Linked DNA regions of Mus musculus: region 2 is linked to region 1. The links are chromatin contacts, found by Hi-C in ENCODE. All regions are on one chromosome and are shown on one strand. The core of a region is the stretch at or near the end of the contact, and the rest is flanking DNA. Distances in the headings are between cores, read along the strand shown. Region 1 holds the start of Enthd1 (ENTH domain containing 1). Region 2 holds the start of A430088P11Rik (RIKEN cDNA A430088P11 gene).

Region 1 (2,700 bases), core at 129-2,628:
TATGGTCTCTTTCTGAGAAATCTTATTAAAGCAATTATATTTTGTATCTAATTTATTTCAGACTGCATTGGGTTTAAATCAAAAGGTAGAGGGGCTGAAAGGGTTAATGATCTGGTTTTGTTTTTTGTTTTTTTAAGGTGATAGTTCATTTAACCATGCATCTGAAAATTATGTTTTCCCTTGATACACAGATTAATCAGGCGTGAGCTAGAAGCTGAGGAGGCCAAGGAAACAAAACTAAAAATACCAAACAGTCGTTATGAGTTTGATTTTTTTTTCTTTCTTTTGGATGGGTGCAGCTTTGATAGCAAAATCTGATTATAGTTCATCTAGACTTCGTTGGGTCTGGATGCTCATCAGGGCTTGAAATCAATTTGGCACAGTGCCTTTGTCCCTGTCGGAGGTGAATCACCAGAGAAATTACAAACTAAGTGACTCACCTTCCTGCAGAGTAATGAAAAAGAGGAAGGGAGTTTCATGTAAATCAGAAACTGGTAATTCTCAAGTATCTTGCGAATTCTTAGGGCCGAGTACCGGTTTAAGTTTGAATGCGTTTTTATATTAACCTAAATGCTTCCTCTTCTATGTATGGGGAAGCTGTCAGACTCCTGCTAATCACTCCAGGCCTAAGGGAGTTCCTCACGCCATGTCATTTATAAATAGCACTTTGATACTGTTGAATGTTAAAACCACACCTTTTTTTCCCTGAAAGCGAGTAAAGAAAGTAATCGAAGCTTTCCCTCTAGTTTGCTAGGCTAAGATGCTGCTTTGGATACTGTGTTAGCTGTAATCCACAGGAGGTAGAGTATTTATCTTAACGCCGGCTCTCTAGATAGACCAGAGAGCAGCACCTACTCAGGTTTGATCAGAGTGCTTCATGGTTCTGCAGGGAACAGGGTTCTGGGTACGAGGAGGACCTCACACTCAATTTTCACCACCATTCAAATTATTTCCAGGACACAGTGTGTATAACAACAGCTTTTGTTAAGAAAGAGGTGTCAGAGTGCAAATTCCCCCTGAACTATGAATCTGTCTCCTCTGTGTGTACGTCTTTAAACTCGTACTCCTTGTCAAGGGAGCTGAGCAATATTTTCTGCAGAACCTTTTAGGAGCAGATAGACTACCTATATTCTCTGGATAGCTGAGGTCAGTCTTGTGAGGGATTTTCCCGTGTTTATCCTAAGCACACCTATATAGAGTCCTTTCCTTCCTCAGGCTGGTGATGTGACAGGCTTTCTTGGAAACTAAAATTTTTTTTTTTTTCAGACTAACTTGGTCTCCTGTAGACATTTTTTTTTTTTTTTTTTTTGAGGAACTTACACCACATTTTTTGTACTTTCCTTGCAGGAAATCGATACTTTACCAGGTGGAGATGAATCATTTGTGTTTGAGAGCGGCAGAACTTGGGACGAATCTGTCAGGCGCTCTGTAAACCAGTCACTCCTGACCCATCGCTCTCACCCACCTCCACCCCCTCCTCAGACTCACTGTAGCTATGTCATTCAGGAGGCAAGTGAAGAACTTCGTGAAAAATTACTCAGATGCCGAAAAAAAAGTCAGGGAAGCAACTTCCAATGACCCCTGGGGCCCCTCTAGCTCTCTGATGTTAGCTATCAGTGACATGACTTTCAATGCGGCCTCCCTCTCGGAGATCATGCACATGCTGTGGCAGCGACTCAGCGACCACGGGAAGAACTGGCGCCACGTGTACAAATCCCTCGCCCTGATGGACTACCTCATCAAGAACGGCTCCAGGAAAGTTATTCAGTATTGCAGAGAGGGCGTCTGTAACCTTCAAATGCTAAAGGATTTTCAACACATAGATGAAGCGGGCAAAGACCAAGGTAACAGTTTGTAAAAATTCGACAGTGTGCCTGTAAGGACAGGCGTGTATAGCAGTGTTTTAAATCTTCAACTGGAGCAAGGCGGTTCTCAATTTTTGAGTGCCTTGTGATGTAGCCTAGGCTGTCCTGAGCTTGCCCTCCAGTCCCAACCTCCCTCGCGCTAGGTTGATGTGCACCCTGTTATCACCCTGGGCTTAAAGAGTTGTCCTTAGATGTCCCAGCCACTGTTTTCCTCCGACCGCTGTGGTTCTCATTTCCGTCCTCTGATTGACTGTGGCACTTGGGAGAAGAGTGTGTTTGTTTTCAAAAGAGCACAGAACACACGCAGGTCCTGATCCAGTGACGCCTCACAGAAAAGTAAATACAGCAAATGAAGAGAGGAGACGCTGCCGTTTGTGTGTTGATGTCACTGTAATTCACGAGTATAATTAAGTCGGAATTTAGTCATAAACTAGGGAAGTGTTTCTAGGGACTCTGGAATCTCCGAAGGCTATGGAGATGAGCTCACTTAACTGAAGCACAGAAATTCAGGTCTTAAGATAATTCTGGGTGTAGAAAGGCGATGGCATAGGAAGATGGTATAGAGTATTGAAGTGGATTGGTGCCAAATTTGCAAAGAAAAGAGCCAACATTCCTTTCCTTTGTGTTAGAAATGCAAAGTTATAATTGTGCCTAAAGTGATAGGTTTTAAGTCATAAGAAGAAAATACAGTTCACTCTACTCTCCATGGTTACTGCATTTTAAAATGATAACTTTAAAGAAATGAAAAAATGAGACAAAAATAGTTTCTATGAACCCTTCTCCACCAAAACATCATCTCTCCAGTTTCTAAGATCAGTGAGGTACACTTGCTACA
Region 2 (2,700 bases), core at 50-2,549, 140 kb before region 1:
CCAACCTTGAACCATCCATACTATGAGTTTGGTGTTCAGGGCTAATACCTCCACGCTGCTGATCTGGAGTCCAGGGCAACAGGGAACCCAGGAAAGCAAACATACATTGGTGACCTCACCATGATCACAGGATCCCCATGATTGGAGACATCAAGTGATCTATGTCTTCTGACCAAAAAAGACAGGGACTCTAGAGTCAGATACCAATGACTTAAAGATTCCTGTCACTAGCAGCTAAATGTTGTAGGCAGCTTCAAGCTCTCAAAGCGAAATCAAAGGCAGTCACAGGGATCCTCACAGGAGGGTATGGGGGTAGCAAGGATGAGAGCCACAACTATTTGCCTTACTGCAGGGCTGAAGCAAGTAGTAGCCCTGTTCCTCATTGGTCAGAGCCAGGCCCTGGCCTTCCAGTCCAGCCTCCTGTCTGTCTGCCACTCAGCCATTCTATAGCTAAGTTATAGAAGTGCCTGGGGAGGGCCAGCTGTCCCAGTGTGCAGGGTGGTCACAGTGCCATGGGGTGACCCAGGGAGATAATGGAACAGCATAGGCCCTGAGGTTGGGAGAGCTGCCTTTCTCTAGAGCGCCCCCTTCTCCCCTCTCCAGCCTTTCTACCTCCCTCATAATCCTAGGAAAAGGCCCCGGCAGTTTTCATGGTTGAACCCTGCTCTGAACTCTGGGGAAGGGGAGCTGAGAGGCAGCCCTGACACCCCAGCTAGCCCTGGAGGCAGAGTCCACTTCCTCAGATGCCTGCTGGCTGCTTTTCCCAGGTGGAAGCCACTGTGTTACTTCCTGCCTATTCCTCCATTACACAATAAAGACAATCTCCCCGCTCACACCACCCTCTGTATCACTTCAACTGTGAATTTAATTAAGGTGACACTGCCTCTTGTGAGTTGTAGTAGCAGGCGAGGCACTGGGCAGAGCCTAGGCTAGGCAGGGCTGCTTCAGCCCCTTTGTGAATCCCTATGCCTTTTGAAGGCCACACTGCCCAGGTCTGCTGTCTTTGCTCCACTAGACACTGCCTCACTGGGGCGATAATGAACTCACACCTCAGGACCTACTGCAAAAAAACTGCCTGAGCCCCTCCCTCCTGGGTGTCCCATAGACTCAGGCAGATGACTGCCCAGGGGGAGGTAGAACAGGAAACCAGCAGCCTTGTGTGGTGCTGCTGAGGGCTGCGTCTGTGAAAGTCATTAAATTCTACCACCCTGAGCCCCTTGCTGCAGCAGCAACAGCGGATGCGCAGTTCCCACTTCCTTTCCTCAGCGGCTTTTTCTGTTTGTTTTGGCCCAGCAAGCAGATACCCAGTACATCTCCAGAGGCAGTAGCATTTTGAAGACAGGTAAGCAAAATCAATCTCTGGATCCAGAAATGAGGCAGGAGTGTGCCAAGGGCACAGGGGCACTGATGGAGCCTGTGCCCTGCCAGCTCCTTCCCAGAGAAACTAGTCTTTTTTTTTTTTTTTTTTTTTTTTGGTTTTTCGAGACAGGGTTTCTCTGTATAGCCTTGGCTGTCCTAGAACTCACTTTGTAGACCAGGCCGGCCTCGAACTCAGAAACCCACCTGCCTCTGCCTCCTGAGTGCTGGGATTAAAGGTGTGTGCCACCACTGCCCGGCTGAGAAGCTAGTCTTGAGCAGGACCTGACCCTTTGGTTTACTGGGTTTGGATGGCAGCCTGATGAAATCCCTCAGGGTTCACTGCCATGACTCTGACAGAGAAACAGGCTTGAGGGAAAATCATTTGTGTCCCATCATTCCTTCCATGTTCATTTTACTAGGAGACTGCCAAGGGCAGGCGCCTCAGACCCATGCAGATTAATGTGGAAGAATTACACCAGCCAACCAAAGTATTTCTTTTTATAAAGTATGTCGGCAGGGTAGTGAATGACCCAAAGACGACTTACGGGAGAAAGCCAAGCTACAAGGAGGATTAGTACTGTTGAGGAGTGGTGGTGCACACCTTCAATCCCAGCACTCGGCAAGCAGAGGCAGGTGGATCACTGAGTTCAAGGCCAGCCTGGTCTACAGAGCGAGTTCCAGGACAACACCCTGTCTCAAACAAACCAACCAAACCAAAAAACTAAACCAACCCAAAAGAGGATCTTCATCCTGCAGCCTACGAAGAGATGAGGGGCATGCAAGCTGGCGAGCAGGAGGACTGGGAGTACCACAGCCTGGGGCACATGGATGACAGCCAGCTGGAAGGTGCCTCAGGAGAGGGGTGGTGGCAGCAACACGGAAAGTCACCACAGCACTGCGCTGACAGTAAGTCCCCTCTTTTTATAACTTTTAGGGCGTCACATTCTTTATCTGGAACATTCTTCCTCTGGTGTCCATGTGTCCATCTGAGGCTCTGCTCCAGTGTTCCTTAACCAGTGAGGCATACCCTGGACACCTGTATAGCAGTGACAACACTCCCTGCCTTCAACTGTCCCTAAGGTAATGGCACCACAAGTAAGGGCTTTAGTTCATTCCACTCCCTGCTCAATTTAGAACAGTGCCCCACAGAGCAAATGCTTCGAAACAAGTAGGCAATGGCTAGATATTTGGAGTTCAGACCAGTACAAGCAGCGCTGAGTGAAGCACGCTTACCTAGCACCTTACTGAAAGAGTAACCATGGCCCAAGCAGCCTCAGAGGAACTGGGAGGGCAGCACAGCTGAGCTGGAGGAACGATTCAGCAGCTAAAGACACTGTTGCT

The links. A loop is a pair of places that touch in the nucleus more often than their neighbours do.
Region 2: a loop to region 1 is called in a map of v-Abl transformed pro-B cells, with 5 times the contacts of the local background. The contact joins the promoter of A430088P11Rik here to the promoter of Enthd1 in region 1. A Hi-C loop is called at or near these places in 3 of 37 maps with a recorded cell type or tissue (T-helper 17 cell and v-Abl transformed pro-B cells).

The regions. Positions count from the first base shown.
Region 1 is chr15:80,559,148-80,561,847 of GRCm38, reverse strand. Enthd1 (ENTH domain containing 1) reads left to right here and starts at 1,378. Exons shown (of 6, transcript NM_001163189.1): 1 at 1,378-1,844. The coding sequence starts at 1,496.
Region 2 is chr15:80,696,209-80,698,908 of GRCm38, reverse strand. It overlaps A430088P11Rik (RIKEN cDNA A430088P11 gene), which reads left to right and starts at 1,299. Exons shown (of 3, transcript NR_045310.1): 1 at 1,299-1,342; 2 at 1,866-2,265. All of the region lies in intron 4 of Fam83f (family with sequence similarity 83, member F), which reads right to left.